Linked DNA regions of Mus musculus: region 2 is linked to region 1. The links are chromatin loops, found by intact Hi-C in ENCODE. Cell type or tissue: heart. All regions are shown on one strand. Links, peaks and the distances in the headings refer to the core of each region. The heading gives the core; the rest is flanking DNA. Region 1 has its middle 18 kb from the start of Gm34983. Region 2 has its middle 63 kb from the start of Gm34921.

What was found. Peaks named below come from ENCODE experiments on the same cell type or tissue, not always from the same donor. Only the 100,000 strongest peaks of a DNase experiment are listed, where the experiment ranks them.
Region 2: it touches region 1 in a loop (2.0-fold over the local background); 2 of 42 quality-filtered maps call a loop at or near these places.

What each region holds. Positions count from the first base shown.
Region 1 is chr10:99,439,810-99,442,732 of GRCm38, reverse strand. No RefSeq gene overlaps it. Among named protein-coding and RNA genes, the nearest start is that of Gm34983, 18 kb to the left of the region's middle. In heart, for the core only: a CTCF peak has its summit at 1,385; a DNase peak (open chromatin) is centred at 1,582.
Region 2 is chr10:99,332,743-99,335,665 of GRCm38, reverse strand. No RefSeq gene overlaps it. Among named protein-coding and RNA genes, the nearest start is that of Gm34921, 63 kb to the right of the region's middle. In heart, for the core only: no CTCF peak of the experiment used is centred there; a DNase peak (open chromatin) is centred at 1,635.

The DNA.
Region 1 (2,923 bases), core at 200-2,699:
AACTGCCCAAAAGGCCAACCTTCTAAAGAATCAGCGCTGAACACGAACAACAGTGAATACTCAACACCTGCTCCTTTAGTTAATAGTCCATAAAAAATGGTTTTATGATATTTTACACAAAATTATAGATGAGTCAGTCTATGTACTGACAATATTCATTAGCATAATACCCCACACCACACACATTACAATAGTAAATGCTTGCTTGAGAATAAGTTCACAGACAGCTTAAATGCAGAATCAGTAAGTAACCAGTTCCCTACTGTGTGCAAATTAATTCCCTACTTAATGCTCACAGCAATAGGAAAACACAGGAGCTTGGCCACTTTAGGAAGGGACTTTAAACCTAACTGGTGAAAGACATATGAATAAAATAGATCGCTGGGCCCCTAGGCACATCCTAAGGAAGATGCTAACAGAATAAAACTGGCAATTAGTGAACATTACACATTGTGTTCCATTCGTTCTGCGTGAAAATCAAACAGAAAAGCGCTCGAGAAGTCCATAGTGCAGTCCTCATTGTGACATGTCCTGAAAGGAACGTAAATCATTTTCTTTAACAGCACTGAGCTTGTTTGTTTTGTCGGATTGCCCACTCTAGTTCTTGAGAAATAATGACCACAGCTCCTCCAACGGCCTGCAGCGTTCTCTAAGGTTCCATGGGAGAGCTTTCCAGATGAGATTTAAACAAGCTGAGGTTTAAACACAACGTGGTAGCCAAGGCTGCCATTTTAACCTTTTAAATAATACTTTTTCGCTAGCATGCTATCACAATACTATCATAATGTTTAATAAACAAAACCTCAGCAGAGCTTTATGCTAGCTAGTGCTGGGTGCATTGACTTGGCATTTCCAACTTGACTCAGGTTTCAGTTGATCTCAGGAGGAAGATTTCTCCTACAGCCAGGGTACCCACAAGACAACAAGGTGATTGCTGAGACCTCCCATTCGCAAATACATCTCATGCTGATCACAATTTGTTTCATGATGTATAAAGAGACGAAAATAATACAAAAACAAATAAGATGATAAATACTCCATACAAATCATGTCCCAGCGGGTCTCATTTCACGTCTTCTGATTACAGCATTGGTTCGTTCGGTTTATCGGCTTTGTGATGAGTGAATTTGTTGAAACTGAACTCATGAAGTTACTTCTACTGCTAACATACCTTCTACCCGAATACAGCGTAGTGTTATGAGATATTTTTTGAAGGGAATTTCTGGACAACTAAATTCCACTGGGAAAGTTGTTCTGCGAAATCCTTTCTAGATCAACAAGATTATGCGTCTCTGAGAAAGGCTCCAGTCTACAACAGAAACACCGAACCATCCTAGGGTTTCTAGCCTATCGAGCACTCTTCACACCAGTAGGGCCACCAGCAGAGTCAGCCTAGGGTGCAGTATGGTCTTCCTCTTCCCACTGGGTTTTGCACAACACCTGCGAGTTAATCAGGATGTTTTGGGGTGTGCCTGCACTTCTCTGTCAACATCTCAGCTTTGGGCAGATGCCAGCCTGTAAGAGATTTTCATCTTGAGGCCGCTTCCTTTCTTGCAACACTGGTTGGACTGTTGCCAAAATCATCAAGCTACCGAGGGAACATCCCTTTTTACTTACTCCCATCCATTTCTGGATCAAAGAACCAGCCCTGAGTGCTACGACTGAAGATAGGCTTTTTTCCCCCACTCCTTCTTATTAATTACTCAACTAAAACAATCCTCACTAATCTCATTAGTCCCTTCTTTTTGACATGTTACTATCTCAGTACTGAGTTCATCTCAAGGATTTCTGCTTTGGTTTTGTTTGTTTGTTTTGCTTTTCGATTAAAGAAGAACGGAATGATTTAGGGCTACAATAATACTTATCATTCTATGAATATTCAGGTCTTTGTTTCTACATAGAAATAACAATGCAATTTCAATGCCTAATGACTATGGCAGTTTGTGTGTGTGTATGTGTGTGTGTGTGTGTGTGTGTGTTTGTGTGTGTGTGTGTGTGTGTGTGTGTGTGTGTGTGTATACCCACGGAGGCTAGAGATGGACATTGTAATTTTGCTACTCTTATGAATCATAATGTATATATGTGACATGCAGGGTATCTGATATGTGACCCCCATGAAAGGGTCATTAGACTCTAAAGGGGGTTGCAATCCATAGGTCAAGAACCTCTGTTTTACGCCATACTTTTGAAACAAGATCTCTCACCAATCTTGGGGCTCCATGATTTGGAACCCAAAAGTTCCAGGTCCCTTCCTCTTCCCATCCTAGTCGCTGGTTCCTGGCACTCTGATCACAGTCACAATCTATTTACCCAGCTTTATACGTGGGTGCCAGGAAGCTGAACTCAAGTTCTCATGCTTGCCAAGGCTAGCACTCTGCTAACTGGATTCTCCATTCCTCATTGCAGCATTTGTAAATATTAATCTCCACACATGCCGTGTATTTACTGACGCCAATGTAATGAAAATTGAAGCAACAGTGAGAATGGCCAAACCCCAACACACTGACAACTATAAATTGCTACAAAAGTGTGGACCACAAGAACTCATTTATTGTTGGGACAATACAAAATAGTACCATCATGGTAGAAGACAGTTTGGCAGCTTCGTGCAAAACACAAACTGTATGATACACCAGTCACTCTTTGGTGCTCAGTAAATGGAGTTGAAAACGTGTGTTCATGCAGGAACCTGAGTATGAATGTTCCACACTCAGTGGAACAAAGCTTAGATGCAGTCCCTCATCAGTGAATAGATAAATTCTGATACATAGAGTGGGGATTTACTCAGTTGTTTTAAAAAAAAAATGAGCCAATACCAAGCTTAGAATGCAGTTCAGTGGGAGAGTTCTTGCCTAGCATATCGAAGGCTTAGGTTCCGCTTCCTAAGGCTACAAAAACAAAACACTGGAAAAAAAAAACATGG
Region 2 (2,923 bases), core at 109-2,608, 110 kb after region 1:
AGACAGTGACAGGGCCATCACTGGAAAGAGAGGCCCATTGGTCATGCAAACTTTATATGCCCCAGTACAGGGGAACGCCAGGGCCAAGAAGTGGGAGTGGGTGGGTAGGGGAGTGGGGGGGAGGGTATGGGGGACTTTTGGGAAAGCATTGGAAATGTAAATGAGGAAAATACCTAATAAAAAATATTAAAAAAAAAAAGACAATGACAGAAGGAAGGCTTGCTTCTTCATCTGCTTGCACTTACTTGCCAGCACATCTGTTGGAACCTACTTCTACAGGATTCCGGCTTATGCAGAAGGCTAGCTGAAATACCCAGCCTCGTAGGATTGAGAAACTACTAGATTCTTGAACTTCCCATTCACAGCTGCCCATTGTTGGATTAGTTAGACTGCAGAGTGTAAGTCATTCCAATAAATTCCCTTAATATATAGAGACACGCTGTAAGTTCTGTGACTCCAGAGAACCCTGATTAATACAGTTCCTACCCTCTATTCATGTTGAAGTTCTCAGCAACTCCGAGTGTAATTATTGGGGGTAAGACAGTGAAGGTGGCGATCTATAAGCCAGGAAGACTCTTTGAAAGGAGCAAGCAGGAGTGCTGATATCTTGATCTCGGGCTTTCAGCCTCAGAGCTATGGGAGAATAAATGGCTTTGGTTTCCTCCAGTGTGGCTTACTTGCTCTAGCTAGAAAATGAAATATCTATAATACCTGAAAAGGGTATGTAGCAAAAGGACAGTACACCATTTAAACTTGGGCACTGTCTTTCTTGGGGTTATTATTGCTATGTCAAAACATCATACCAACGTAGGGAGGAAAAGAGTTTTTGTTTGTTCATTTGTTGGCTTATACTTCCACATCACTGTTCAGTATTGAAGGACGTGGGGACCAGAAACTGAAACAAGGCTGAGACTTGGAGGTAGGGGCTAATTCAGAAACCATAAAGGGGCGCTGATTACTGGCTTGCTCACCATAGCTTGCTCAGCCCGCCTTCTTAAAGAATTCAGAATGGCCAACCCAGGCATGGCCCCATCCACAATGGTCTGGGTCCTCCCCCATCAGTCACAAACGAAGAAAAATGTCCTACTGACTTGCCTCCAGCCATTTGGAGGTAATTTTTCCCCATTGAGGTTCCCGACTCTCCAATGACTCTAGTAGTTTGTGTCACACTAGCAGGCACAGACACCACTTATCAATGATGAACTTAAGTCTGTATTTTAAACAATATTTTTTTATTACTTAGCTGGTAAAAGAGTTGACTCAATCACTGCCTGATTCTGTCATAAAGCTAAGCAGGCAAATAGCCACCCTTGCTTCTTATTGTTCTTCTGTTTGGGTCTTTCCTCAAGGTATGTATCTATTCAGTAGGCATTCATTCAATCTAAACAAGTATACGCTGTAAATTTCCTGCTTGGGCTCTGTGTCTCATTGCAGAAATCTGAAAGCAAACAAAAGGGTGGGAACAGTGGCCCGGTTCCTGCTCCCTTCTATCTTGTGGGACTCCACTCCCCATTTCTGGAAATCTTCCACACTCTTCAGGACAGAAAACAGGTCAAGGCAGGGTGCTGATTATCCTACACATCCAATAAACTTCACTTCCTTCTGTCATTACTGAGCAAAAATAAATCATAGTTGCAATGTTTTCTCTCCGGATCCCAGTTGATTGTCTGTAACCATCCTTTGGTTGCACGTGCTCCCGTCTTGGAACCCATTCTTCAAAAAACAAAGAGAACAGCTGTTTCTTGAATTACTCCTGAGACAAAAGCCATCTCTGCCCTCGGTTCTATTATGTGTTGAATAATCCAGGCCACAGGTGACCAGTCACTCTGAAATACTTTTTGAACATTAAATGTCAGCCCTTGGATTCCTTATTCATGGACATTCTCTGTCCTGGGGTTTTACCACCCTGAATAGCCCCAATGCCTGCCCCTCTCTAGCAGAACCAATGTCTCTCAATATTCTACCAGGAAAACCATTACCTGTTATTTAAATTTCTGGTTTCAACCCAAAACATCTAGTTATATAATTTAGTAGCAAGGTAGTTGCTATTGCCTGTAACCTATTAAAGCTAAGGTCTTTGTAAAGGGTTTCGGGAGCCAATTCTTAATGTTTCTGAATGGACGATAGAAACTCAAGGATGTGTATTCTTGTCTTTCTTAGGGCATAGGGAAGCTGTGTGTGTGGGGGGGGGACTTTGAACTCCTAATCATTTTGCTTGTTCCTCATGTCCTGTGGTCCCCAGCTTGCAACCTGGAGGCGACTGTGTTTGTTCTGTTTTAATCACACAACAAGGTTCCCCTTGCCTTTGAGGTGTTTAGTTGTTAAAATCACCTATAAATACTTACTTCTGACCCCTTTGTGGTTCTTCGGATTGTCCTTTGGCCAAAATGTGGACGGGCCACCTAGTTTTTAATATTTTTTTTCAATTAAGCATACACTCAATTAGCAAAATGAGGTTGGATAGCTTTTAGTTCACCATCTTTAAAACATGGAGCATAACTGGGGGTGGGAATGCACACCTTTAATCCCCCATTCTGGAGGCAGAGGCAGGAGGGTCTTAGTGAATTCAAGATCAGCATGGTCTACAACCAAGGCTGATGTAAGTAACCCTAATATAATGTCTTGAACCACAGAAGATGGAGGAAAGAGGAGGGAGAAGAGAAGGAAGAGGAGAGAAGGAGGAGGAGGAGGAAGAGGAGGAGGAGGGGAAGGAGGGGAAAAAGAGAAGGCTGAGATGCCATAAATTCTTTCAGTAGATACATTGTTCTGTAACTTACCACGTGTGAGCCTACTGCATTCTCTATTCCATAACCATCGACTTCAATTGTCAGGAAGCAGAAGTTTGGGCTAAGTTCTCATAAGCCTGATCCTTCCTCTTAAAACAAGCAGAAGTTCTTCTGCATGTGTTGTCATGTGGAGTTCT